2 separate regions of the Homo sapiens genome follow, and region 2 is linked to region 1. Evidence: chromatin loops called from intact Hi-C (ENCODE). Cell type or tissue: gastrocnemius medialis. All regions are shown on one strand. Links, peaks and the distances in the headings refer to the core of each region. The heading gives the core; the rest is flanking DNA. Region 1 has its middle 230 kb from the start of LINC01624. Region 2 has its middle 29 kb from the start of PSMB1.

What was found. Hi-C counts contacts between places; a loop is a spot of excess contacts. Peaks named below come from ENCODE experiments on the same cell type or tissue, not always from the same donor. Only the 100,000 strongest peaks of a DNase experiment are listed, where the experiment ranks them.
Region 2: it touches region 1 in a loop (5-fold over the local background); 2 of 110 quality-filtered maps call a loop at or near these places.

Annotation. Positions count from the first base shown.
Region 1 is chr6:170,037,259-170,052,507 of GRCh38, forward strand. No RefSeq gene overlaps it. Among named protein-coding and RNA genes, the nearest start is that of LINC01624, 230 kb to the right of the region's middle. RefSeq lists an enhancer at 1-693. In gastrocnemius medialis, for the core only: a CTCF peak has its summit at 6,238; DNase peaks (open chromatin) are centred at 5,005, 6,393 and 7,053; H3K27ac peaks cover 2,844 bases.
Region 2 is chr6:170,516,378-170,531,626 of GRCh38, forward strand. No RefSeq gene overlaps it. Among named protein-coding and RNA genes, the nearest start is that of PSMB1, 29 kb to the right of the region's middle. In gastrocnemius medialis, for the core only: no CTCF peak of the experiment used is centred there; DNase peaks (open chromatin) are centred at 6,634, 7,294 and 7,944; H3K27ac peaks cover 6,312 bases.

The sequences.
Region 1 (15,249 bases), core at 3,211-11,210:
ACCTTGCTCCTCTAACACACAGGCAAAAACATCAGTCCCTTCCAGAACTTCTGAAGGTTCACAAAACACCCTGGGGAAACGTGTGCCTGTTTAATTTTTGTTAGAGTTTAACTCTGATGTTGAAATGCAAGCATTTTGAGTGTGAGGTGAGGGAACACTTGGAAATTTTCTCAGTCGGCCCCATGTGCTCTGGGACACTCAAAATCTCCCAGGCATCTCCACCAAGAGACCCAGCCCCACAGGATCCTCTGCTAAGAGTAGAGGATTATCCCTCCCCTCTGCCAGAGCAGCAGTGAATCACCTTTCAGGTGTTCGGGGTCAAGCCATTTTCACCATGACTACCTGCCAGAGCCTGAGGGTCCCAGCAGGACATCCCAGCTCCTGACCTGGCCCAGGACCTGCAGCCTCTGCCCAGACACACCTCCCAGGGCCCAGAACCAGCAGCCCCAACCTGGACCTGCTTCCCAGGGCCCAGGACCAGCAGCCCCCACCCAGACACGCTCTCAGAGGCCGCTCCAATCACACCCACGTCTCAGCTCTTACTAAGGCTCAGTTTCAGTTTTGCAATGCTTCTCATGTGCCTATCCCCCAAGCCTTTTCAATCTGCTAATTTTCCAGCAAATGAGACATGACAAAAAGTCTTGTTTATCTTAGCTAAATATCTCAATTAAAACACTCCATTCTGAAAGCATGACGTGGCATTTGGCACCTTCGTGGTAGCACAAAACAGCTGGCGAGATGCTCTGTGCTCCGAATGTCCACCAAGAGTCAGCTTCCGGACACTTCTGGACCCTCCCACACTGTCACAGGGGAGGGTGTGGGGGTATGGGTGCTCGAGTTATCCTCGTGTGAACCAGACGCCAGTGAGGGATGGGGACAACCACGGTGCCCTCAGCGCTGGCCATGGGTGCTTCCCACCGAGGGCCCTGAGGACAACATGGACATTCTGCTGTCCTGGGCACCTGGCACACCTGCATGTCCTTCTAGAGACCAGGGGTTTGGCTCCACCCCACTAGTTCAAATGTGAAAGCAGAAAGCTCTGCATGTCTCTGCTTAGAAACTTGCTGAAAGATAAAGGTCAGTGTTAAGCACCTTCTCTGTGTGAGACAGAAACAAGGAGGATCCCTGCCCTCAGGGCTGCTGGGGGGAGGTCCTGTTAGGAGGATGAGTGCTACAGTAACTGCTGTGTTCCCTGGGATGACGGCTGCAGTGGGGGCGAAGGTCAGATTCATGATGAGCACTTGGGTCCTGCTTCCCAGCTGTGCTGGGGGATGTGCACGGACACCACCCTGATGACCAGGAAAGCCCGGCCCAAGCTCACCTCTGACTGTGGACAGTGCGAGCTCTCAGATCTGTGCGTGGCAGAGGGCTGGTCCTCGTGGCCTCCAACCTGGGAAAATTTTACATAGACGTTACACTCCTGAAAATAAGTTGGCAAGTTATCCTGTAGCAAATGTTCTGAAAGAGTGAAGAAGTCTTTTATAAAACATGATACCACAAGCCAATGTTCTTTTTCACAAAAACCCAAATGCTTTCTTCCCATCCCAGAGGATCTGGATGGACTCAGCGGGTCTGAGGGGGGCTCAGTTCACTGGACGTCTACAAACCCCTGGGGGTTATTCCCACGTGCACACCAAGTGGAACCAGGAAGTAAACACTCTGGCTCACGGCCTGTGCATCTGGTGTGCATGAATCAGGAGGCCGACCCTCGGAAAGGTATGAGGGAGCCCACCTCCAGTCACCACCCCAGCCAGGCTCTGGGAAGAAGTCATTCCGTTTCTAGCTGACGTGCAAACTCTTCTGAACGATGTCAGACACATTCTTTATTTTCTGTTTACCTTTGTACTTTTAACTAATTTTAGTCTTACAGTAGAGTCACAAAAATAACAGCTCTTCCTGACACACCATATCCAACTTCCCTGAGTTAGCCCCTTAGCCCCAGCACGACTGCCAGAACCAGGACACTCACACAGTGCTATTCATGAAACGCAGACTTCAGATAAACCTCATGGTGTTTCCACATGGGCCCGGCTTCTGCTCCAGGGTCCATCAGGGTGGTCCCCTGCGTCCAGTTGCCTGTGGCCGTGGCTGCTCCCTTGTCTTTCGAACCTTGACACGTTGGAAGACTTGATCAGTTATTTTGCCAACTATCTGGTCTGTCCAATTGGACTGAAGTGAGGCACTATCGGCAAGAATGCCACAGAGGTGATGCCGAGTCCCTGCTGGGCGCGATGTCCCTGCTGTCCCTCCATGTCCCTGCTGTCCCACCATGTCCCTGCTGGCCCACCGTGTCCCTGCTGTCCCTCCATGTCCCTGCTGTCCCACTGTGTCCCCGCTGTCCCTCCGTGTCCCCGCTGGCTGTGTCCCCGCTGGCCCACCGTGTCCCTGCTGTCCCACCATGTCCCTGCTGTCCCACTGTGTCCCTGCTGTCCCTCCGTGTCCCTGCTGTCCCACCGTGTCCCTGCTGTCCCACCGTGTCCCTGCTGTCCCACCATGTCCCTGCTGTCCCACTGTGTCCCCGCTGTCCCTCCGTGTCCCTGCTGTCCCACCGTGTCCCTGCTGTCCCACCATGTCCCTGCTGGTGCACCGTGTCCCTGCTGTCCCACCGTGTCCCTGCTGTCCCTCTGTGTCCCTGCTGTCCCTCTGAGTCCGTGCTGGCCCACCGTGTCCTTGCTGTTCCTATGTGTTCTTGCTGGTCCACCATGTCCTTGCTGGGGCACTGTGTCTGGGGCTTACGAAGTACTAGTGGTCACCACTGGCTGTGGGCCTCCATCACTGGGGGAACAATGCTACCACTGCTTGCCCACTGTGAGGTTACAAAGTGATTCTCCTTTTTGAATAATAAATATCTTCTTAGCTAACTGCCTATCACATATGTCCATATTCAAGATTTGAAAAATCAAATTATCATCTCCCCAGGAATCAAAACATCCCCATTCCCTTCCACCCCCTGCAGAAAGACGGTTTCATCGGGAGTCTGTTAGAGCCAGGTGGGGAAGGGTGGCCGCCGGAATGTCCCAAGCCTGGCCTTGAGCTTCGGACCATCTGCCAGGAGTGACTGCCCGGGTGCTCAGGAACACCACTGTGAACTTAGAGGTTGAAGTCCTTGAGAAACCAGGCGTCTATAAATAAATATGTAAGTTAAAATATTGATTAAACTTCCATTTTTATAGAGTACCCAAGCACGCGACAGGAAGGAAAGTTTACTGGGAGGATCAGATCCCTGTTTAAGGGAAGAGGCCGTGGAGTTGTCCTCGATCCCAGGAGAAGACAGTCACACACTGTGCTTCTAAGAAAGAACTGGTCCCACCATAGGCGTGTGGCTGCCACAGATCCACGTCCAAGCAGAAGTCACAGCTGTTCAGAAAAGAAAGGCAAAAGGAAGAAAGACATCTCTGTTTGAAAAGTGTAAACCAAAAACAAAACTCTGAGGCCCTCCAGTCATCTGAATGGACTTCCTCCTCAGCCAGGGCTCTTAAAATGTAACCTGAGAGGTGGGTTCAGGCCATGACGGGAAGCGGGGGTCACACACGTCTCATTGTACCCCTCACTAACAGCAGCACAGACTTTGACAACAACATTTTGCACCCTATTCTGTCTGCAGCCTCCTAGCTAAAGCTTCATCTGCATGACAAAACCTTGCTCTCCACACCGTTATCTTAACCCAGACGTTCCTTTCTGCTGCATCTCAGGTCTTTGGACAAACTCAACCCATTGTCAACCAGAAAACCTTTAAATTTACCTGACACCTGGAAGCCTCCCCTCCCTGCCAGCTTTGCGTTGTCCACCTTTCTGGACCAAGCCACTCACCAATGTACTTCTCAAATGTCTTGGATTGGTGTCTTATGGCTCCCTAAAGTGTATAAATCCAAGCTGTCCCCCGACCACCTTGGCACATGTTCTCAGGACCTCCAGAGGGCTGTGTCACAGGCCATGGTCACTCATATCTGGCTCAGAATAAATCTCTTCAAATATTTTCTAGCGTTTGACTCTTTTTGTGCACAATAGCAAAGGCTACAAGTTTCTTTCTTTGCTCTGATTAATCAGCCCAGAGCCTCCTCTCTTGCCACCAGTGAAATTTAAAATGAACGAAGGTGTTTTACTGATGGGGTCTGTGCAGACCCAGTAGGCAGGGGGGTCCACTTTCCTGCTAGCTGTCCCTAGCGTCGTTGGCCAGGTGCAGAGGGGTCTGTCATTCTCCTACCAAAAATTTCACCCGTGCATGTGGGGCCTTTTGTAACACAGGATCTCAGGTCCCACTGCAGGTACAGGAATCAAAACCATCATTCCAGCCAGGCTCAAGGTAAATCCTGTGCCCAGGAAGGTGTGAGAAGCATTTCTCTGCGCCAGGAGCCCTCAAACTTTTCCTGTAACAGCCCAGAAAGTGAATACTTCAGGCCTTGCCGGCCACACTACTCCACTCTGCCACTGTGACATGAAAACCACCCGGGACAGTTTGTGATCAGAAGAGCAGGGCTATATTCTAATAAACTTTACTTGATTTGGCTCAGTTCAGCCCAGTTTGCCATAGGTGGGCAGCATCTTGGCTGGCAAGATGATAACGAAGCACCCCAGCTCTGAGCCACCCACATCTCACGTCAAATGGTAAGCCCCAGTGTTGCAGGTGGGGTCTGGTGGGAGGTGATTGGATTATTGGGCGGATTTCTCTCCTGTGCTGCTCTCGTGATGGTGAATGAGGGCTTGTGAGATTTAATTGTTTATAAAAGTGTGTGGCACCTCCACCACCCCTACCCCATCATCTCTAATCCTCCTCCTCTGGGCATGTGAGACATGCCTGCTTCCCCGTTGCCTTCTGCCTTCTGCCATGCCTGTAAGTTTCCTGAGACCTCCCCGGCCATGTTTCCTGTACAGCCTGCAGAACCATGAGCCAACGAAATCCCTTCTCTTTATAAATTACCCAGCCTCTAGACATTTATAAAGAGTGCAAGAACAGATTAATACACTTACAGACTTGTGGCAGGACAGGTGTGACCCTGGGCCAGTTTTCAGCCCCTGCTCAAGGTCAGTTACTGTCTGGAAACAGCCCCGTTTCCCTTGCAGATTCAGAAGGGAAAGGTCATGTTTCTAAACATGGAATAGGACATGGCGATTGTTGAGTCACACTGGAGAATTTGATTTGAATATAATTGGTTCACAAAACACTAGAAGCTAATGGATGCAAGAGTGTGGCCATAGTAATGATTTCAGGATGTCTTCCCAACAGCCCCGAGTGACAGATGTGTTATCATTTCCTTTTTATTCAGACAAGAACATTGAGGCTTGAAAAAGGTAAATTACTTACTCAAATTCCATGTTTAATAAGTAGGACTGGGATTTAAACCTAAGAGCTAACAGCAAAGCATTTTAGACCGTAAAGTATAAGAATAAGCGTGAATGCGATTCTCAGCCCAGTGTAAGACCAGGTATCGCCGGATGAGAGACGGCCACTCCTGGGAACAGTGGTGAAGCTGAAAGAGCCAGTCCTTCAAGGTGGATCCTGAGTGGCTAAAATAGAGCCCAGCGGCCGTTTGCTGTCTATAGGTCATACAAACACAGAGTCCCCCCAAAACCGCACCCTTGCACCTGGGATACTTTCTGGGCTCACCTGAACCAACCAATCAGAGCTCACCTGATCCAACCAATCAGAGCTCACCCAATCCAACCAATCGGAGCTCACTGGCTTTGGCCAAATCAAGACCCGACTGTTATCAACTAATCAGAACTCAGCTGCCTTGACCAATCAGAACTAAGCAAGTTTGAATCCTTCATTTGGATACACAGACCTGACTGAGACCTGGGTGGGAGCTTTTGCTATAAAACCGGAACGTTCCCTTTGTTCTCCAGGTACATTTGTTTACACCAAAGGCTGCATCTTCCCGGTTTGCAAACTGTGCACTGGAGTCTCCTTCTTCCAAACTCCTTTTCAGAGGATGTGTTTACTCTGTATTTATAACTTCAGGAGCGCAATCGCAGCCACGGTTTCTCTTGTTAGTGCTACATTACTTTGATTTTATAATCAGCCAAAATATTGTGATAAAAAAATCCCCTTTTCATAATCTGCGAATTTTAGACGTCACGTGGTATGACTCAAAGTCATACCCATTTCTTCCCAAGAAGAAAATTTACTCAAAATCCATAAAAGATTTGGCTCGGTTCGGCTCAGTTGGCCACAGGCAGGTAGCCTGTTGGCTGGAGGAACAGAAACGAACGACCCCCACTCTGAGCCGGCCTCAGAGACTTGTGGTCTAGCCGAATGCTCCCTGTAGAGGGAGATGGCTGTTTGTGTGTCCTTGGTGCAGGGATGGCAGAACAATCTGACGTCCGTTATTAACACATTTGTCATATCAGCCACCTCTTTAAACGGGTGTCCCAGAGTAACAAGATCCAGAAAAATGCCAGCAGTCTAGTTGGAACACAGGGTCCCACTGGCTGAGATACTGGCTGTCCTCAAGTGAGGACAGGCGCTATCAGGGACTGCAGCCACAGCATCCACATGTCAGGAATCAAAGGCCACCGTTTTCTCCGGCGTTTACATTCAGGCACGGTCCCCCTCGCCCCAGATCACATCTTCAGAGTCTCAACAGCCCAGCCACTGAAGAATTGCTGCAGCCCTGCATAACCTCATACCTGTCTGGTACGGATCCACTAGACTAAAGGCTGAGGTGGAAGAGGCTTTTGTGTCCCTCGGTGCAGGACAGACTTGTCCCTGCAGAGAAGTATTTACAATGAGGGCAGAGCTGGGGTGTGAAGGACCCTCCACACGGGGCTGCTCCCTTCTCCCTGCAACGCCACACAGGAGGCGGTCTCCACAGTGCCTCATCCCAAATGGCAGTGTCTAAGTTTGAACACTGTGTGGCCCTAACAGCACTGCCTGCGTCAGTGGCTGAACAGTCAGTTTTGAGGCAGGTGGGCCGTCTTTCACACAGGTAAGAATAGATGGGGAGACAGCATTGATGTGGCCCAGACCTATGACCTGTGAGAGAGCCTGGATCTCCACTGGCCAGTTACCCAAAGGAGGTACAAGTGAATGTGCCCACCAGGGGCTGTGACACATCAGGTGTAAAGTTGTTATCACTATGCCTGGCATGTAACAGGCTCAGAAAACACTGACCATTATTTTGCAAGAAAACAAGTAGCTCAAAATAGCCACAGTGATGATGAATTGGCAGCACTGCCTTCATTTCAGGATAAGGAAGCCGCCTGGAGGTGCACACCCAGACTGTACTGGGAAAGGAGGGTCCCTGAGCTCGGATCTGCACACCACTAACCAGCCCTTTGTGCAGGAGCCCTTGAGCTGTGGCCCTGGCTCACACCAGGTAAGAGAAAATATCTGTGGTCCTAACTAAACACAGCCAAACTTGGATGCCAGAGCCTACTGCCAGATGCATGTCCCCAGCTGAAAGGTGGCCACTGTGGCTAAGTGAGAGGGCTGGTTCACATTCCACAGAGCCTGTGCTCACAGTACCTGCATCCATGAAGCTGTGTCCACGGATCCCCATGTTTCAGGGACCTATGCTCCAGGGAGCCGGCAAATTGGAGACCCACGTTCCACAGAGCCTGTGCTCACGGCACCTGCATCCATGAAGCTGTGTCCACGGATCCTCACGTTTCAGGGACCTGGGCTTCAGGGAGCCAGCAAATGGGAGGCCCACATTCCACAGAGCCTGTGTTCATGGCACCTGCATCCACGAAGCTGTGTCCACGGAGCCCCATGTTTCAGGGACCTGTGCTCCAGGGAGCCTGCACATGGGAGGCCTATGTTCCACAGAGCCTGTGTTCACAGCACCTGCATCCATGAAGCTGTGTCCACGGAGCCCCAAGTTCCAGGACCTGTGCTCCAGGGAACCTACACATGGGAGACCCCCGTTCCACAGAGCCCACATTCCCTCTCTCCTCCATCACTTCTTCCTGGTCCTCGAAGCGTTTCTTTCAGGTCTGCCTGGTACTGCGGCTGCTTCTGAGGACTTTGGACCTGTGGGCTTCTCTGTCTCAGTGGGACCTTTGTCATCCCTGCTGGTCTAGTGGGAAAGCACCCTGAGCACGGCTGGCAAGCCAGCAAAATGAAGAAATGTGTGTGGTGCTGTCTGGCCAACTCCAGACTCCCAGCACTGCAAAGTCAGGAACTCGAAGTGACACAGAATCTCCGGTGGCATCAAGTGGCAGAGGCAGGTGGAGTTTGGCTGAGTTGTTACCTTGGTCTTTGTGATGCTTTGTGACCAGGGTCTGCTCTCTGGTGCCTTAATCCCAGGACAGCAAAAGAAGAAGGCAATCCTAGATCAACGTCTCTTGGCTTTTCTGGCCTGGCACCCAGAGTTCAGTTTCTTAAACTCTGCCTAACACACAGGTCGGCAGCACTTCCCACAGAACTGGACTCCCAGTTATGGCCGGGACTTTGGCAAGGACACACTCATTCATGAGCATCAAGAGTGATACCCATCCACGACCCTGAGGGCCTGCTGGTGCAAGACCCAAACTCAACATTTTCAGTGTGGCCTCCGCCTGCTCTTGGTCACCTGACCAGGTTTCTGTTCCTGAGCCCTGTGGATGGTTCAGACGTCCCCATCCACATGAGGGTCATGTGATGCGGCTTTAATTTCCACCTGGCAACCCTGGAAGCCCACGTGTGTCTCAGGAATGCATGGCTTCCATCTCCTCTACAGCCACAGGCAACAGGTCTACCTAGGGCATGTGTGGGCAGCACAGGGTGCATGGTCACCTGCAGTGGATGGTGTGGGCGGCACGGGGTGCGTGGTCTCCTGCGGTGGATGGTGTGGGCGGCACGGGGTGCGTGGTCTCCTGCGGTGGGTGGTGTGGGCGGCACGGGGTGCGTGGTCTCCTGCGGTGGGTGGTGTGGGCGGCACGGGGTGCGTGGTCGCCTGTGGTGGGTGGTGTGGGCGGCACGGGGTGCGTGGTCGCCTGTGGTGGGTGTGCGGGGCCTTCTGTGAGGCAGGACAGGCTCTACATGCACTTCGGCTTCTTGGCAGATCTGAGCGAATGAGAACTGCCCTGGGCTTCACTCCCGTTTAACTTTGCATGAAGAAGAATGTTCTCCACTCTGACTTTAAGCCAAGTGCTTGTCTAAGTGCTTCTCTGACAGGGAGACAACACTCCTTCCCCGGAGCCTTCCACTGGGCCTGGACATCTCCCGTCTCTGGGCTCTGAGTTAACTTTGTGATGCCAGCTCTTTGTGGGGTGTGCGCACGGCTGCAGGTGAGGAGACCTGTGAGAGTCGGAAGCCAGCTGCCACCCCAAATGATAAGCACATTGTAGCTGTCTCTGCATGGCTTCGTTGCATGAGGAAAGTCACTACTGTCAATGCAGGGCTGCTGGTCTCCACCTCGGAACGTGGCAGTGCACAATCCATCACTGCCCTGTGTTCGCAGGTCACAGAGAAAAGAAATGCTTTCTCTATTCCTTCTCGCAGTTAGTATTTTGTGATTATAGAAAAACTGTGCGTAGTTGGAAGTAGGGAAGGGAAGGAGGGAGGGAGGAAGAAAAACAGAAAGAAAATAAACCAAAAGAAAAAGAAGGAAGAAACCACCGTATTTTCAGTTTGCTTCGAATTATTAAAGTGGCTCAGGGAAAAAACTTTAATCTGAAAATAGTGGCCAACACGAGACAGGACGCCGATTGCTGCGTGAGTAAGAGGAAGCACCGCAGACCACCGCCGACGAAATTCTGGATTTTTTGAGGAGGGATTTCCTGAAGCGGGTGTTGAATATGGGCATGAAGCCACGAGGCTGAATCTAGATGTATGTTTCACGTTTCTCACAAGAGCTGATGTTGGTTTTTGATTGCAAAAGATGCCCATTGCAGAAAAACAAAAACATATGTGTCATGAGGAGCCTCAGAAACCTCCCCAAGCCCTCCACACAGAAGTGATTGTGAGTGCCGCTCCAGACCTCGCCCTATGGGATCTATAGGACCTGTAGACCTATAGCTGCCTGTATGATCCTGTGGGTACAATCTCCTAATGTAGGTGAGTGTGTGGTCTTTATAACACAGAAGTACATGCGAGCCTCAGGGGCTGCTTTTTATTGACAGTTCATGATAATAATAGCACACAGTGCATGTGGGGCATGGGGTGAGGGCTGGGTATTTACTGACTGTCCTGTGAGGTGGTGTGATTTCTGTCCCCACTTGGCCAATGAGGGCCTGCGGCACAGAGGGGTTACCAGCTCTCCTAAGGCCAACAGAGTTGATGGAGGGCTGGCTCCTGAACCACACCAGCCTGATGCAGGGGACTCAGCATTTTCACGACCCCATATTATCATATCAATGTGCCATAATTTATTTAGATCTTTCCCTTTGTTGTTTCAATTTTTCCCTCTTAATGAACAGCTCATAGCCAAATTTTTGTGTACCTCATTATTTCCTTACACCCTCCCCAACTCCTCACTCTACGGTGACTCCACTGGGCAAAAACTTGCACACTTTAAGAATTTGGAAAATGTGTTGACAAATTACATCCTAGAGAGGGGGGCTCCAATCCCAGCCGAAGCAGATGGAGAGGCCCGCCCACGTCTTTGCTAACCATGGGAATATTTTTCCTAAAGGAAAAGCTTTGCCAGTTTGGTAGCTGCTGTGATTTGAATGATGACGGCCCTTCTGAAATTCAGGTTGAAACTTAATCTCCAAAGCAACAATATTAAAAGGTGTGGCTTTGGGAGGCCCCACCCTCATGACTGGGATCAGTGCCCTCACAGAAGGACTGGAGGTTGAAGGGAGCGTGTAACTGAGCACCTAGCAAGAAGGCCCTCACCAGACACCAGTGCCGCCACCTTGGACTTCCCCATCTCCAGAACACTAGGAAATAGCTTCTGGTTCTTTATAAATTACCCAGGCTCAGATATTTTGTTATAGCAGCAGGAACAGACTAAGACAGTAGATAAGAACTGTCCTTTCCGCTCTAACATTCCGGCCATCTTTGAGAACAGGCTCTGCGTGTCCTGCCCAAGGACAGGCATGATTTCAATCCTTTCCCAAAGAAACTGCCAGCAATGTGACCCGTAAGGCAGTAAGTTTATGCAATTAAAATTTTGACCTGATTTCTTCATTAACAGTCTGAGTTTGGCTGGGCTGTAAAGCTGAGCAAAGGTTTAAGACAGAGCTCGGGCTTCTGGTCTTTCTCTTACAGGTGTACATTTAATACCAGGGCTCTGCCAGGGCTTCTAGAAAGAGCCTAGGGTGAGGAGGAAGCTCAGGGAGCTTGTGCTCCCAGAAGAGCTGCATCACAGAAGTGGAGATGGGGGCCGCACATTGGCCATGAGTACCCACGGATTGCAGTAGCCCCACTGAGGCCCCTTAAGGTGATAAAGACGAATTACAACCAAAGACTCTGGGGACTGGTCCCGGTGGTGGACCTTCGGTGTCCTCGGGGAGCACGGTGGGGGCAGGTCCTGGGGGCCAGTGTGGGCTCTCTGTGCTCACACTTGGGAAGGAGCAGAGCAGGCCCTGAGACACTGCCACAGCCTCCCTCCTCCTTCCAAAAAGAGGAAGAGACTGTGATGTTCCAGCTCTGCCCGTGTGACTCAACCAGGGCTGCGGCCGACTGCGTGACCACCAGGAAGAGGCTGTTTACATCTTCGGGAATCCCACATCTGGCCAGGCTCAGCTCAGGGTGGAGGGTCCCCTGAGCACTGGGGATGACTGGAAGCCTGCAGTCCCAAGCTAGGTGGCCTGGCCCGGAGCTCCTGAGATTTGGGCATCAGAGTGGCCGAGTTGCTCAAACAGGTTCCTGTACATCTGTGAGTCTCCGTTTTCTTCTCTGTGAAATGGGGACAATAAAACCACCTACTTTATTGAGTCATCGCAAGCTGGAAGAGGGTGATGTGTGTAAAGAGATTAACCCAGTATCTAGTACCTCTAAAGTGCTTAACAAATGACACCTATCACAGTGATTTTAACTGGCTTATTTCTCCATAAAATGAACGCGGAATCCGTCCATGGCCTCGTTCTCAGAATGCAATTTCATCCCCACCAAACTGAAAACTCTTCAACAGCAGCAGCGCCTCCCTCCACACCATGTTCCTCCTCCTTGATTTCTAGACCCAGATGCAGGTTGAGGTGGGCAATGGGGTCGCGCTTATCCTCACTCCTCGTCATCACCAGAGAGGTGGTGACCTTCCGGGGACCCCCATAGACAGGCTTGGTCTGGCTCTGCTTCCCAGGAATTCCCTCAGTGGTTTTGTGTTTCTTTCTTTCTTTCTTTCTTTTGACTCATTCTTTCCCGTCAGTGGGGCTCGGTGTTTGCTGGATGAGAGCGTGTTCTGTCGGCAGGTGGCATCCAGTTCTACGGGGTCCTCTGTGGATGCTAGGGTGCCCGGGAACCAGCAGTTCCACGTTGCATTTTCCTGGATGTCCGAGCAGAGCACCCGGGTCAGGCGAGTTCCCAGAAGCTCCTTGCCTTCTCTTCCCTGCATCAGGAAGGCTGGGGAGGGCGGCTCTGGATCCTGAGGGGAAGCCACTCGGATCTCCTGCAGCTGCTCAAGACCACGGCACTGTGACTGTGCTTGCCCATCTGGAAAGCCTCAGGCGTGCAGGAGCTTGGCTGGGCTCCACATTTGGACACAGAACCTGCTCCATCTGAGCTCGTGGCTCTTGGTCAGCCCAGGCTCAGGGAGCCTCTCGACGGGGTGGAATTTTGGGTTTCACCCACTTGGCTGATGCTTCCTGCCCTGTGTAATTGAATCAATCCTTTACGTAAATGCTGTTTCGTAACTGCCCGGGCTTTTCAGGGCCTCTGGGCCCTGGCTGAAAACCTAACTCAGCTCCTGCCTGGGAGGCTTTGCGCGGCAGGCCTGGCTGGTGGGAGGGTTTGGTGCCAGAGGCATCCGTCGGGTGAGGAGCAGGACCTCCCACGGTGAACATGGTGGCCACGTCCCCGCAGAGCCCAGCCTACTGAGCTGTCCAGTGAACCCTTGTGCACTTAAGCTAAAACACGCAGCCGTGCCCCCAGGAGGCCGCTTAACACAGAGCAATAGCCGGGTCCTCGACGATCCAGCTGCAGAGACATCACCAATCCCAGTCTCCCTGGTTCCCGCGTCAGCCTCGCCCTGCCCTGGGCCACGGCTGCACAGCACGTGCCTCCTCACCAACACCACGCGTCACACTCTGCAAGCCCCCGGCCCCTCCACGTGCGAAAGGGGGCTGCTCCTCAGGGTTCTTTGGGCTGTAAGGGTCCCGCCGTCCCCCAGTTTTTGTTGGACATCTGTGAAGCCCAGCCTTTCCAAGCAGATGCTGTCCCTCCGCTCCAGCCAGTTCCTCCAGATGAGGCCAATGTGTTCCCAAGCATGTCGGGTCACATTTCCTGTGTGTTTTGGTCCTGCAAGCAGGACTCTCATGAAAATGGCAGAAAGGTCGTCAAACAGCTCCCCTCTTCGCCGCGGCCGTCACAGATGGAGCTGGAGGCACACGCATGTGTATGGCACAAATGGCCACATTTGGTTCTGAGAAGCCATCGCAGAAACTCAAGGGCTGAGGAAGCCAGGCCCTGGCATTAGATCTGATGCATGAGGGAGAGGCTCAGCAAAGCAGAGGATGAGTCCCGAGGCCTCGTTTCCTCCAGAAAACCCATCCCTCCTGCCTGCACCCTCCAGGCTGCTGAACACACCTGCCCATGACCGCCTGCCCCGGCACTGCCTCGCCGCCCCTCCTCAAGTCTCTCCTTCCTGAGGCATAATTTCTGCTTTAGCACAGGGTGGCCCATGGGGCCCTGCTGGAGTCTATGTCCGGGAGGGAGCAGACCTCATGTCCGTTTCCCACACACCCTGCAAGCACCCATCAAGGCATCCAGCTGTAACCTGGTACCGAATAAATGCTCGACTCCTTCAGAATCCATGTTTACTAGGGGGTTAGGTATAAAATAATCGCAGGTAATAATCTCATAGAGTCAAAACTGCCCTTGAGAATTCCTTAAGAGCCACCAATCACAGCCTCAAGTTGCATCTCAACCATCACAGGAGGCAGTGACCCCCAGGCGGGACCAGAGGCCTTCTCCCAGGAACATGGTCAGCAGAAGACACTGCCTCCAAACTTCAAATTCAGGCCCAACACAGGAACACACAGCAGAGGCGCAGCTGAACTGCATGGATGGTGCGACTGTGGCCACGCTCCCAGAGCAACACACGGACCCTCCAGGGAGACAGGAGCAGGTACTAGGAGCTCAGAGGGCAGTGCTACAGCCACAGAGGGTGTCACCAAGAATTAGCAGCGAGAGACCATCACTCTGTAGGCCAAGCCTGCGCTGATGCAGGCCGGGGTTTCTCCGCGTTGGCACAGTGGACGCTCTGGGCTGGATAACCCTTCATTTCAGGGGGTCTTGAGCACAGCATGTGTTCCACGCATCCCTGGCCTCTGCCCACCAGATGCCAACAGCATGTCCACTGTCACGATCGAGTCTCCAGATGGGGCCCGATGTGTCAGGGTGGGGGGCGCCCACTGAGGCTTCTGCTTGGCCTTGGGCACCGTGAGGCCCTTTCACTGGGTTGACGGGAGCACTGACCATTCCAGCCCTGCCTGGGTCCCCACTGGCTCTGCTGACCCCTGGAGCTTCTTCCTCAACCCTGAGCTATTTCCTCAGTTTGCACCCAGCCTGGGGACCCACCTCGGACCCCTGGACCCGCCCTTGGAGCTCGCCATTCTTGACAATGAAAATTTAGCCTCTGTCCTCTCCGAACTGTGACCTCTGTCCCCCAAATGGGTCGAACCCCTTCCTGCACTGTGACCTCCGGGCGGGAAGTCAACAGCTTGTCCCCTCCTGGCTGGAACCTCCCTGAGGGCCCCTGCCCTGTGCTGCCTGCTGCCCAGAAGCCGCGTGGATTCCGGTCCTGAGTTGTTTAAAGCAGGGGCGCAAAGCCAGTCCTCATCACCCCATCATGGCTAGAAGAGGGAATGTTTAAACAGACGATGTTTCATCAAGAATGTGGGTAAAATAGTTTGGTCTATTGTATTTCATAGTGTTAGAAAACCAACTTGACTTTAACAAAAATAATTAGCTTGGCAATTATCACCCTAAATACTCTCAGGAATTTTTATTTTTTAAGAACTTTAAGCAAAAGTGGAATTTATTTCTCTCCCTCCCACCCCATTCTCTTTGGGGCTTTCTCTCCCAACTTTTTCCACTTTTTTTATTTCTTCACTACTCTGAGCAGGACATCCTTTAGAGCTTTCTCTCTCTGTCCCTCTCTCTCCTTCTGTCTCTTTCTGTCTCTGTCTCTGTCTATCTCCCTCCCACCCTCTATCCCTCCC
Region 2 (15,249 bases), core at 3,209-11,208, 480 kb after region 1:
CAAGGAAAATAGTAAAAATATAGATTAAAAAATACATTTTCCTTCTCCTCTTGAATATTCTAAATTATGTTTGATAGTTGAAGCAAAAATTATAACCCTAACTGATGTGGTTGTAAATACACATGGAGGAAATATTTCAGACAATTACATTAAACATATTATTAATATCAAATATTTATGATTATTAAATTATAAATGAGGAGGGTGAGGTGACATAAAGGAGGTCACCTTTTTTCCTACTTTTCACGGGAGCTGGTAAAATGCTAACACAGATAGACCGTGTTTTGTGTAATAAGTAGAAAAGCGATACCAAGAGATAAACTAAACAGTGCAATACATAAATCAAAGTGGAATTGTAAAACAAAAATATTCAAGAAATATATAGGAAGGTAGGGATAACAGAAAAACAAAACAGAGGGAAATAGCAGAAAATTTAAAAAAAGATGGCAACTTCAGACCTAATGTATCAACAATTTCATTAAATGTAAGTGCTCTAAATAAACCAGTTAAAAGGAAGAGATTGGCAGAGTGAATTAAAGCATGACCCAAATATACACTGTTTATAAGAAACTCACTTCAAATACAATGATACAGGGAGATTGAAAGTAAAAGGATGCTTGTGCTTGCCATTGGTGGACCTGTAGGCAGACCTGCCCAGTCCAGGCCTGCCCACTGTGGCCCCCATTCCACCCCCTAGGGCTGAGCAGGGAGCTCAGACCACTGTGCAATCCAGAATCACCCCATTGCCTGAGGCAACGGTAAGCTTCGGCCACTAAAGAAGGATCAAGTATAGACCCAGCCACGTTGGCTGCTGCTGGCTCTTACCTATAAGTGCCATCTACTGGATTGTAGGTCGAACTGCACAGCCCAATATAAAAGCTGAAAGAAGTGCACAGGGCTATAGAAATAAAGCCAAAAGACCCTACCCAGCATTCTCTACAGTTGCACCCCTAGGGAGGGGGTAAAGGGAAAAGGAAAGAAAACTAATAATACTACTATAGTAAAAGAAAGAAAAAGATAAGAATCCTGGATGAAAATATTCACAAAAATTAGAAGTGTCAACATCTCCAGATGAGAAGGAACCAGCACAAGAATTATGACACCATGAAAAATTTGAATATAGTGATTCCACCAAAGAATTGAACTAGCTTTCCAGCAATGATCTATAACCAAAATGGAAACTCAAAAATGACACATAAAGAATTCAAAGCATGGATTGCAAGGAAGCTGAATGAAATCTAAGACAAGGTTGAAAATCAACACAAAGAAACTTTCAAAGCAATCCACGAAATGAAGAAAGAGACAAACATCTTCCAAAGGGGGAAATCAATTAGACCTTCTGGAATTGAAAACTCACTTAAGAAATTTTAAAAATACAATTGAAAGTTTTATCAATAGACTGGACCAAGCAGAAGAAAGAATTGCAGAGCTTGAAGACCAGTCTTTTGAACTAACCCAGTCATACGAAAATAAAGAAAAGAGAATTTTTAAAGATGAACAACATCTTCAAGAACTAAGAGATTATGCAAATAGACCAAACTTATAAACTATTGGCATTCCTGAGAGAGGATAAAAAGTAAATAATCTGGAAAACATATTTGAGGGAATCATTCAAGAAAATTTCCGTATTCTTGCTGGAGAAGTAGACATGCAGATACAAGAAATCCAGAGAACACCTGTGAGAGACTATACAAAACAAATATCACCAAGGCATAGAGAGTCATGAGACTGTCCAAGGTCAACTCTAAAGAAAAAATCTTAAAGATAGCTACAGAAAAAAGTCAAATCACATACAATGGGAACACTATCAAGCTAACAGTGGACTTTTCGGCAGAAACCTCACAAGCCAGGAGAGATTGGGGGCCTATTTTCAGGATTCTTAAAGAAAAGAAAGTCCAACCAAGAATTTCATATCCCACCAAACTCAGCTAAAAGAAATAAAATATTTTCCCAACCAGCAAGTGCTAAGAGAATTCATTACCGCTAAACCAGACTTACAAGAGATCCTTAAAGGAGGTCTAAACATGGAAGCAATAGAATGATACTGGCTACCACAAAAGCACACTGAAGTACACAGCCTACAGATCCTACAGAGCACCCACACAATAGAAACTACAAAGCAACCAGCTAAGAACTTCACAACATGATTAAAACCTCATATATTAATATTCGTGTTGAATGTAAATGGTCTAAACACCCACTCAAAAGACACAGAGTGGAAAGTTGGATTAAAAAACAAGACCCATCTATCTGCTATCTTCAAGAGACCCATCTCACATGTAACAACACCCATAGGATCAAAGTACAGGGTTAGAGAAAAACCTACCATGCAAATGGAAAACAAAAAAGATTAGGGATCACTATTCTTATATCAGATAAAGTAGACCTTAAGCCAAACAGTAAAAAAGAACAAAGAAGGGCCATTACATAATGATAAAGAGTTCAATTCAACAGGATTCATAAAACAAGTACTTCTAGACAGCCACACAATAATAGTGGGGGACTTCAACACCCCACTATCAGCATTAGACAGATCATAGAGGCAGAAAACTAACCAAGAAATTCTGGACTTAAATACAACACCTGACCAATTGGACCTAATAGACATCTACAGAATACACCTATCAACCCACAATATACATTCTTTTCATCTTGCACACCAAACATACTGCAAGATCAACTATATTCTTGGCCATAAAGCAAGTCTCAATAAATTCAAAAAAATCAAAATTATACCAACCATACACACAGACCACAGTAGAATAAAAATAGAAGTCAATACTAAGAAGACCTCTCAAAGCCACACAATTGCATAGAAATCAAACAACTCTATCCTGAATGACTCTTGGGTAAACAATGAAATTAAGGCAAACACCAGAAAAGTCTTTGAAATAAATAAAAGCAGAGACACAACATACTAAAATCTCTGGGATGTAGCAAAAGCAGTGTTAAGACGAATATTTGCAGTGCTAAACGTCTACCTCAAAAAGTTAGAAAGATCTCAAATTAACAATTTAACATGACACCTAGAGGAACTATAAAAACAAGAACAAACTAACCCCAATGCTAGAAGAAGAAAAGAAATAACTAGAATCAGAGAAGAACAGGATGAAATTGAGACCGAAATATCCATACAAAGAGTCAACTAAACCAAAAGTTTGTTGTTTGAAAGGATAAACAAGACTGATAGACCACTAGCTAGGTTAACAAAGAAAAAAGGAGAGAAGATCCAAATAGGCACAATCAGAAATGACAAAGGTGACGTTACACAACCAATCCCACAGAAATACAAAAGATCCTCAGAGACTATTATGAATACCTCTATGCACACAAGCTAGAAAATCTAGAAAAAAAAATAGATAAATTCCTGGAAACACAAAATCTCTTAAGATCGAATCAGGGAGAAATTGAAACCCTGAACAGACCAATATTAAGTTCCAAAATTGAATCCATAATTTTAAAACCTATCAAACAAAAAAGCCCCAGACCAGATGGATTCACAGCTGAATTCTACCAGATGTGCAAAGGAGAGCTAGTACCAATTCTACTGAAAGTGTTCCCAAAAATCTAGGAGGAGGGACTTCTCCCTAACTCATTCTACAAAGTTAGTATCACTCTGATACCAAAACCTAATAAAGACACATCAACAACAAAAAAAATAAAACTGCAGGCCAATATCCCCGATGAACATACGTGCAAAAATTCTCAACAAAATACTAGCAAACTGAATCCAACAGCACATCGAAAAGTTAACTCATCATGATTAATTAGGCTTTATTCCTGGGAGGCAAGATTGGTTCAACACACACAAATCAATAAATCTGATTCACCACATAAACAGAATTAGAAACAAAAACCATATGATCATCTCCACAGACACAGAAAAAGCTTTCAATAAAATCCAACATCCCTTCATGATAAAAACCCGCAAGAAACTAGGTATCAAAGGAACACCCTTCAAAATAACAAGAGCTGTCTATGATAAACCCACAGCTAACAACACACTGAATAGCCAAAAAACTAGAACCATTCCCCTTGAGAACTGGAACAAGATAAGGATGCTCACTCTCACCACTCCTATTCAGCATAGTACTGGAAGTGGTAGCCAAAGCTGTCAGGCAAGAGAAAAAAATAAAAGACATACAAATAGGAAAAAAAGAAGTCAAATTATCTCTCTTAGCAGATGATATGTTTCTATACCTAGAAAACCCTAAATACTCCACCAAAAGGCTCCTAGAATTGATAAACAATTTCAGTAAGGTTGTAGAATACAAAGTCAATGTATAAAAATCAGTAGCATTTTTATACACCAATAACATTCAAGCTGAGAACCAAATCAAGAACATGATCTCATTTACAACAGCCACAAAGAAAATAAAATACCTAGGAATACATCTAACTAGGAGGTGAAAGATCTCTACAAGAAGAACTACAAAACACTGCTGAAAGGAATCATAGATGATACAAACAAATGGAAAAACATTCCCTACCCATGGACTGGAAGAATCAGTATCATTAATCTGGCCATACTGCCCAAAGTAATCTACAGATTCAATGCTATTCCTATCAAACTACCAATGTCATTTTTCAAATAACTAGAAAAAACTACTGTAAGATTCATATGGAACAAAAAAAAATCCAAATAGCCAAAGCAATATTAAGCAAGAAGAACACAGCCAGAGGCATCACATTATCCGACTTCAAACTATACTATAATACTACAGTAGCCAAAATAACTTGGCACTGGTACAAAAACAGACACATAGACTAATGGAACAGAATACAGAACCCAGAAATAAAGCCACACACCTACAGCCATCTGATCTTCAACAAAGTCAACAAAAATAAGCAATGGGGAAAGGGCTCTCTAAACAATAAATGGTGCTGGGTTCGCTGTCTAGTCATACACAGAAGAATGAAACTGGATTCCTACCTTTCACCGTATACAAAAATTAGTTCATGTGGATTAAAGATTTAAATGTAAGACCTCAAACTGTTAAGAATCCTAGAAGAAAACCTAGGAAAAACCATTCTAGACATTAGCCTTAGGAAAGAACTTGTAATTCAGTCCTCAAAAGCAATTTCAACAAAAACAAAAATTGACAAGTGGGACATAATTAAAGGGCTTCTGCACAGCAAAAGAAACTATCAACAGAGTAAACAGACAACCTACGGAATGGGAGAAAATATTCAAAAAACACACATCTGACAAAGGTCTAATATCCAGAACCTACAAGGAACTTAAACAAATGAACAAGCAAAAAACAACCCCATTAAAAAATGGGCAAAAGACATGAAAAGACGCTCCTCAAAAGAAGACAGACATGCAGCCAACAAACGCAAAAAAATGCTCCATATCACTAATCATCAGAGAAATGCAAATCAAAACCACAATGAGATACCATCTCACACCAGTCAAAATGGCTATTACTAAACAGTCAAAAAACAACAGATGCTGTGATGCTGTGGAGAAAAAGGAATAATTATACACTGTTGGTGGGAAGGTTAATTAGTTCAGCCACTATAGAAAGCAGTTTGAAGAGTTCTTGAAAAAGTTAAAACAGCACTACAATTTGGCCCAGCAATCCCACTACTGGGTATATATCCAAATGAAAACAATTCATTCTACCAAAAAGACACATGCACTGGGCACAGTGGCCCACGCCTGTAATCCCAGCACGTTGGGAGGCCGAAGTTGGAGGATGACCTGAGGTTGGGAGTTTGAGACCAGCCTGACCAACATGGAGAAACCTTGTCTCTACTAAAAATACAAAATTAGCCAGGTGTGGTAGCGCATGCTTGTAATCCCAGCTACTCAGGAGGCTGAGGCAGAAGAATTGCTTGAACCCAGGAGGCAGAGTTTGCACATCATTGCACTCCAGCCTGGGCAACAAGAGCGAAACTCTGTCTCAAAAAGAAAAAAAGACATGCACACACACATTCATCACAGCACTACTGACAATAGCAAAGACATGGAATCAACCTAGGTGCCTATCAACAGTGGATTAGATAAAGAAAATGTGGTACATATACACTATGGAATACTATGCAGTCATAAGAAATGGAAATGGACAGAGAAAAAGAAGGCGGGGGACGGGATCAGAGGCAGCTTCACAGAGAGGCACACTTGAGTCAAAACTTGACTCACGTTTGAAAGATGAATGTGAGTTTCCAGGCATATGGGAGCTAGGGGTGCATGGAGGGGTTGTGGGTCCCCGCTGGGAAAATAGCCTGTAAGGCATAACAGGAATAACTGTGATTCACTGAGGACGTACTGTGTTAGGCACTGGAACAAGAGCTTTACAAACATTATCTCATGTACTCTTCACTGGGTGCCTATGAGGAAGGTACTATCATCCACATTTCATAAGTGAGGGAGCAAGGCCTACGGACTTCCACTAACTGCCTGAGGCCACACAGACAGGAAGAGATGGGGTAGGCCTGATTCTCTGTCTTTTGGATTCCAGAGCCTACAACCACTTCAGTATCTTTGGGCAACGATAAGCAACTTGCTGTTGCCAGAAAAGTGAGGGTCAGAGACCCTTAAAAGTGAGGGGAGGTGACCAGCCTCTGACAGTACACGTAGCAGAGGAGCTTGGCTGCCTCCCGTAGGCTGTGGTGGAGCACAGCGGCCTGAGTAGCATGGGGAGAAGCCTAACCTGCCTTTCCATTGCTCACTCTGGCAGCCTGTGAGTGCGCAGCCCCGGACAGGAGCCCATCCCAGGGACTGGCTGCACAGCTGTTCTGCAAAAGTAAAGAAACCACGTCTCCTCAGTCCTTACACCTGACTTCTTGTAAATGTCCAGTTCTTGTTAGGTTTTCTAACATATCGCCCCTGGACTCCTGTTCTAACCTGATGTCTTATAAACATTCAGGGCTCCTTGGAAAACCCAGGGTTTCTCTGAGGCCCCAAGTCATCCACCTGCTGAGTGAGCCCTGCTCAGATGCATTCTGGAGGGAAAAATCACATAAATTCCCTTCCAATCTATAACTCTTCTTAAAGTCTTCCTTAATGCAATCCTCGGGGACACACACTTGACACGGCTGTACTTCTCTAAAGGAAGGGAGAATCGCTGTGGCCTAGCCCAGGCCATCTGCCACACTTGCATAGAATGTTTTTCCTATGGAAGCTTATTTTGGAATATAATCACAGAGGAAATTGAGATAAACAGGCTTTTCCTTTTCTGGACAATTCTTAGAGATAAAATCTACTGCAGAAGGCAAGACACTTAACTTCTGCCCAGAAACTGATGTCACGTGGTTAACGTGTGGTGGCCACATCAACTGAAGCCGACAGTGACACCGAGTCAGCATCCTGGGTGCAGCTGCCACCCTGTCACTCTCATCACATTCCACCATTCCCAGGCCACAGAGGCAAGAGGATACTCTCAAAACTTAGAGATAGCTTTAGTTTTAGGAAAATAGGACGGAAAAATATCTTATGCCTCAGAATAATAGGTGGAATTCAATTGCTCTTCAAGGCAGCACAAGCATAATGTCCAAATAGGCTTACAAAGGCTTTCCCTAGATTGTGGGTGATTGATCTGTGGCAGGCTATTAAGGGAAGTTCAGGATGGCCAGGCTATTTTGAGGCTGATATCTTGGAGAACCCTCTCTCTCTCCTGCAAACCACTCCCTTGGCATCACTCTCAGAGACAAGCTGCTGGCCTGTGCAGCCCACACCCTGACTCAGGGTGGCATTTTTCTCAAGCCCTCTCCTTTTAAGGCCATCAGGGATCTGAGCCCCCATGGGTAGGGAACAGGCCAGGCAGCTGGAGCGTACAAGAGTCACCACTACGAATAGCTTGACTCTGAAGTTTCTAAAAGGGAACCTGGACCACCTGAGCCTCCCCAGAAGACGCCTCAGTCACATTTACCCTGCTGCTGCCATTAGTATCAGGCAGAGCCATCTGTACACGCGGGAACATGAAGGGCACTTTGCAAGACTTCAGCTGGTGGGTTAAATGTGGCTCACAGCTGTCGCTGAGGCACACTCCCCAAAATAGTCTCAACACAGCAGTAGGAAAGATGACACAGAGGTGACTGAGACTAATAGCAATACAGTATTACTATTATCCCTTGAATAAAGTATGTAAATCAAGGTGTTAACCATCAGGAGCAGAGAAAAGAGAGTGTTAAGTATAGGGGCTTAGCTGTAAAAAGAATCAGAAGAAAAAGAAAAAAAAACCCTCAGTTAAAGGGCTAGATAGTCTAGAAAATTTGTTAGGTATTTATATTATTAACACAGAGCAGGGTAACACGATAGAATAGAAACCTGTTACAAACAGGCAACAACAACAACAAAATAGACAACAACCCTAGAAGAAAAATGCCTTGAAGGAAAAGCTGGAATACTGTGAGAGACTTACCAGTGGCCTGTCTGCGTGTAACTAACTCCTCATCCCGACTTGGTCACGCAAAGGACAGGTGACCATACCTCCAGGAAGGTGGAAAGGGGCCCTACATGAGTGAGAGGCTCAAGTCCTGCCCAAGTGGAATCTGTGATTCTGTGATCTAAAGAAAGTTTGTGGCTATTTTTAGAAACTAAAGTTTATCTCATATTGACACAAACTCAAAAATCAATGATACTTTGAGATATGTCATATCACAAAAAAGATTTCTCCTCTAGTACATTATCATTTAACCAATACAAACAGGTCTGGGCCAGGTGCTGTGGTTCATGCCTATAAACCCAGCACTTTGAGAGGCTGAGGGGGGTGGATCCCTAGAGCCCAGGAGTTTCAGGCCAGCCTGGGCAACATGGTGAAACTCTGTCTCTACCAAAAGTACAAAAATTAGCCAGGTATAGTGGCACACACCTGTAGTTCCAGCTACTAAGGAGGCTAAGGTGAGAGGACCACTGAGCCCAGGGACGTAGAGACTACGGTGAGACATGATTATACCACTGCACTCCAGCCTGGGCAACAGAGGGAGACCTTCTCTCAAAAAGAAAAGAAAAGAAAAAGAAACAGGTCTAATTTGTTCATCTAAGCAATGATAAGATTTATATGAACATAAGTTGCTTTATTGATGAAAAATTGAACATAATCTAATCAAGCCTCTAAATTTAACTGCCAATTTATAGGAAAAGACAGGACAGAACCTACAGGAATGCAATCATTTATATCTAGAATGTGGAAGATTCTGCATGACAAACGACTTGGATTCTTCAACATGTAAATTTCAAGGAAAGAGAGAGAGAGAGAGATAAAAAGGCTTGTTTCCAGATTTGAATGACATGTTAATAGACATTTATGAGACAATCAAGGAAATTTGAACATGGACTGCATATTGAATGTTGAGGGATTATAGTTAATTTTTAAAGGTACAATTGTGATACTGTGATTATATTTTTAAATGCGATCATTATCTTTTAGGAGCACTAAAATATTTACTAATAAAATTATAGGATTTACTTCAAAATAAACAACGATAATAAGATTACCATGAATAGTGGTGGGTGAAATATACAAGGGGCTTATTTGACATTTCCATAATAAAAAACACGAATGAATAACAAAGCATTATAGAAATTCAAGTAAAAAATAGCTCGTGCTTAGTAATAAATCAAAGCGTGCTGGACACTTTAAATAATAAACAAAGATAAGATCTTGCCCTCTAGAAAACAGCTCTAATTCAGGACAGACTTGCTCACATCAGATGGAAGAGTCAGAATGAGATGTGCTGAGTAGAAGGTAGAACGGTCGCTAGCAGAGGGTGGGAAGGTGGTATGTGTGGGGGAGAGGAGAAAGAGAGGTTGATTAATGGGTACAAACAGACAGTTAGATGGAAGGAGTGAGATCTGTTGTTCGACAGTAGAGTAGGGTGACTACAGTTAACAACAATATTTGCATATTTCAAAATAGCTAGAAGACAGGACTTGGAATGTTCCCAACACATAGAAAGGTGATGAACTCAAGGTGCTGAACACCCCAAATACCCTGACTTGATCATTATGCAATAACAAAATATCACATGTACCCTGTAAATATGTACAAATACTACATATCAATTTAAAAATTTTCACACAAGAATGAGATGTGCTGATGCATGTGGAGGCCCTAGCTCCAGACTGGGTGTAAACTTCAAGCCACTGAAGATCTTATTTCCAAGGTTTTTCTACTTTGAAATTCCAAACTTATTTTTCTAGCAGATTTATAAGGGACACGGGACAACATAAACTTGTTAAAGTGACAAGAGAAAGTAAATATGCCCTTAAATTTATACCAAATCTTCTGACAAGTCTTGACTGATAATTGTTTCCTTCAAATTTGTGAAAAACATGAGAGAAAACGTGTTTGTATCTCATTTTTAAGTGTGGACACTTGGCATTGCTCACGGCTTCCAACGGAATAAAATAGGGCTTAGTTGTTTTCCATTAGCTTTTTCCTTTGTGTGTGTGTGTGTGTGTGTGTGTGTGTGTGTGTGTTGTGTGTACATATTGGCTCTAAGCATTTATTAGCCCAATAATTTTTAGTGAAACTCTCCACTTCTCAATATCTTTTGCCGTATTAGATTTTTGTAACATGTGCTAAAGGTTAAAACACCTTTTCCCCTTCATGAAGCCTGAGAGAAGTCGGTTTTCTGGGTTTTCTCAAGACAACCCAGAGGTTTTGTATACGTCTGTCTAAAAAGTCTCAGATTTTTCTTGCTAATTGTGCACCTTCATAATCAAGCAGACAAATCAGAATATTATTTTGGTGAGGCCATCATCTAAACTAACAGTCTTTATGTACAGAAGCAGCACTGACCGGGTTCATACTCCTCAGTTAGCAAGTCAACATCTTCCTCCTGCCAGCAACCCATCCCAGAATATCTGTGGCTTATTAATACTTATGAAAACAACAGTCTTCATTATTTACTAATTAGGAGATGATCAGATGTATCTATTGATAGCAACAGGCTATTTAAAAGTGAAATAATCTATCAAACAGATTTTTTATCAACTCAAAGTTTCCAGTTAGATATTTTTCATTAAATTGATTGCTAGATTGCAGCCACAATCAAACTTAAGTATTATAAGAAGTTTGGTTGGTCTTTTAAAATCATGCAAAAATTCAAGGGGTGCTATTAAATATAGAATTCCAAATGTATAAAGTCTTGTCCTAAAATGGTCAATAAAATGAACCAGTCCACTGGTTCATTTATAGGGGGCCAGTCCACTACATTAATTTGGATGTTCTTCGTCTGCATTTTCATGTTTTCACACACCTGCAGTCATTGTGTACAATTCTGGACTCTTGATTTTCATTTAGCATTCTGCGTTAATATTCTGACATGTTGCTGCCAGGTCTTCATGGCCACCACTTTTAATGGCCAGAAAATATTTCATGTAGTGAACATTTCATAAATTACTTAACCATGTCCCAATTATTGGTTATTTAAGGAATTTAAAACTAAAACACCACTCTTGTGACAAAGTTCTGATGTATCCAGATGTACTCATGCCAAGTCGTCCATCAATAGTTCTGCTAAACCCTGTCAGAGCCCTTTTCTGAAGGGAACCAGGAAACATCTCACAACAAGAAGCTTAAGGCCTCTACAAAATGACTTCAGGGTTAGGATTTCAATTTCACTCTGAGGCACATACAGGAACCACTAGGTTATTTGGCTTAGAATGGAGGGAAGTGTCATTTTGTTTCTGTTCGGCCTGCAGGAAGCTCCTTCCCAGGCCCTGCATTGCCAATTGAACAATTGAACAATTCTCATTGTTCAATTCCCACCTATGAGTGAGAACATGCATTGTTTGGTTTCCTGTCCTTGCGATAGTTTACTGAGAATGATGGTTTCCAGCTTCATCCATGTCCCTACGAAGGACATGAACTCATCATTTTTTATGGCTGCATAGTATTCCATGGTGTATATGTGCCACATTTTCTTAATCCAGTCTATCACTGATGGACATTTGGGTTGGTTCCAAGTCTTTGCTATTGTGAATAGTACCGCAATAAACATACGTGTGCATGTGTCTTTATAGTGCCTAGAACATAATAGGAGCTCCAGAAATACTGTTGAAAAAATGAATAAATTGAGCACACTAAGTGTCTGAATAAAATACCCTGACCATACCCCTAAATAAACAACATAAATAAGCAAATTTCAATTTCTCGGAAAAGTTATATTTTAGTGTCCAATGCTCTTGTTATGCAGTAATGGCATCTTTGATTATTCATATTCGTTAGAGCTTCCAGAAAGGAGTATTGCAAATCACACGGGCCTCTGACTCTCATGACCAAATCCCCCTGTCACTGTCCTTGTTCTCTGATCCTTCCTCTGGGCCCTCGGAAATGCTGGTCTCCATCAAATTGCTGTAAACAGTTTTCAGAAAAAGTTCTCTTTGGGAAGTTTCAAGAGAAAACCACAAATTTCCTGGAAATGCTTCATGCTTCATGACATTTAAGGCTTTCAGAGCCTTGAACTTCAGGAGCAAGATAGCTGGTAGGTCTTCTGGAGGTCTTGCCTAACCTGAGAAGGTCCCAGAGAATTTGTGCATAGAACCTCCCAGGAAGCAGTAAGACAGGCTGGTGCAGTCCCACAGGATGAGAAAGGTAAGAGCTTACCAATGTCTCCAGTTTTGTAAATGAATGTTCTTAGCATTTTTGGTGAGGAGAAAAAAATATCAAACCCATCACAGACAGATCAGCAGTCTCTTGACCTAGGTCACTCAAGGGGTTCTCAACAATCAATTCTAAAATGCAAGTGAAAAATGTCAATATAAGGCTAGACACAGGGGCTCATGCCTGTAATTCCAACACTTTGGAAGGCCAAGGCAGACCTAGAACTTTGTAAATCTGAGATTTTGCTCCATGACTTTGTGGATACTTTCTACTAATACCACCTACACAAAATCTTCAACCAAGAATCTTAATTGCATTTATCAACTTGTGTCCTTAGATCATAACATTTAGATTCATTTGAAAGAAATTTATTGAAGTAAAAGAAATAAGAAGAACTTGATAGCACAAAACAAAGAAAACCCAGAAAGAGAGAGAGAGAGAGAAGCAGAAAAACTAAACACTGAAACCCAGAGAGAGAGAGAGAAGTAGAAAAACTAAACACTGAGTCTTAATCTGTTCTGCCACTAGTCAGCAGCCTGCACAGAGCACTTTAATGTATTCTCTGTCCATTAGTTTCCTTGTTTATGAAAGTATATAGCTCCAAAAAAATTCTGTGTTCTGATTTTTGTCTCTCCAAACCACAACCAGTCCCCTGCTCCCTTCTCTCCTCCTCCTCCTCCTTCTTCTTCTTTCTCTCTCTCTCCCTGTCTCTCTCTCTCTCTCTCTCTCTCCCCCTTTCCCTCTCCCCCACCCACCCACCTCCCAACCCCTGCATACACCTAGGACACCTCCAGCATAGGTTACTACCAATTTTGCACACCTCCAGCATAGGTTACTACCAATTTTGCTGGGTTTATCTCCTTCTGTCCTTTCCGCTTTGATCTGAGGAATAGCTGAGATTTAGGACAGCAACAAGGTGTACCTCCTTCCAGGTTATAAAACAGGATTAATGATTAGGCTCAAGGCCCCTTCCTAGTCACTCAGTAAAGTCTGTGCACTGGAAAACTGTGGTAGCAGTTTTCTGAGCATTAGAAAACTGTGGTTCTCACAGAGGCTGGATGAGTCAACACTGCCATCTGGCGGCCTCTTGGAGGGTGATGTGGAGCCTGGCTTTCATTGAAGAATGAAGGTCCCTTGATTTCCTGACCCTCAGCCAACTCTCCAGCAGCTTCTCACTGCAGAAGAGGTCAGGCCATTGGTCAGCTTGAGGACAAAGTGGGAGGATCACACTTTCGATCACCTATACTTTCTAACAATCAGCCCTGTGGACATCTGCTCACGCCCCATGCTGTTTTTAAAATATTTTCCCATTATAGAAATATTTTTCAAAGATGATTCACAAGCTCCAGGAGCCATTCAGACAAGGGAGAGCAAATTGGCAGCTAAACTCATTCAAGAGTGGAGCAGATGCACATGAAGCTCTGTCTGGCGGAGGAGGCACAAGACACCGAGCCTGGCTGGGAGGGTGCTCATGACAAGAGTGGGGCCACAGGCCTCTCCTTTCATTGGACATAGTGGCCATACAAAGTGGCTGCCTTGAAATGCACCCACATACACTATCGGTCCTCCCGGTCTAGGGAGAAAACTAGCACAGTATGTCAACAGATAAATCAGCGCAATCCTGTGGGTGAAGCAGTGCACCCATACTCTTCATTCTGCTGAGCGGAACTCAAGGGTGAGACACTTGTATTCCTAACTCCACTTGCCTTCAGGCTCCTCCAACATTCCAAATTGCCCATGGACAGAGCTACTACCCCTCCATAGAAGTGACAACTTGAAATAAAAGATTTGAAGCTCCTTCCCACGTTTAGACCCAGGCCTGCTGCTAGGAACTCCAGAGGAGGGATGGAAAGAAGTTTGCACTGCTCACAGATTTAATGTTTCTCTCACAACCAGAAGTAGGCAGCAGGATGGATTTTCAATCAACACTAACAAACGGATCACTCCTGGGTCCTTTAAACAAGTTCCATGTCTCTTTATAGGTTTTAGGTGCCTCCTATGTGTTCAGACTTCGTATAATGGATATATAAGAAAAGTAAATGGGAGGGGCAATATTTAAGAAATAACAGCAAACAATTGCATTCATATTTAATATAAACTACAAGTATCAAGTTAATAGACGCTCAGAAGAAATTCATAAAATCTAGAAAAGTTGGGAAAATCTCAATAGAGAAAATAAAACTTGATCTGGACTTTAAGAGTATGATTTATAAAGTTCAAGGGGACAGTACACAAAGTCAGACAATGTTAGCTGAATCACTGAAGAATGAGAATATCACACCCACTTAACAAAGCAGCCCAGCTAGTTAAAGAAGTATGTTGAAGAGGTAGGGAGTTGGGTGGGGGAGGCGAGGATGGCGTGGAGGGATCTGAAAACTATCAACCTTAAATAATGAGATTTAGAAAATATGATTAAGTAGAGGGTTAATTCGAGTGCAGAGCTTGAGAATGGCCACCTGGAAACACTGACTCTAAACCAGTAAGGTTAATGTTTCAAAGTGGAGAAGTTAAGGTTTCACTTAGAAATTTTAGCAGGATCACATTTTCCATACAAGACCAGTGCATTCGCCACAGCAATTTGATTGGTTATAGATTGCTGCTCATTCCAAGATTACTTTATTACTCTGTGCGGAGGAGTAGTGATTTGAGGGGTCTTATGTCTGGTGCCTTTTTGTCTTGTTTACAGGGGAAA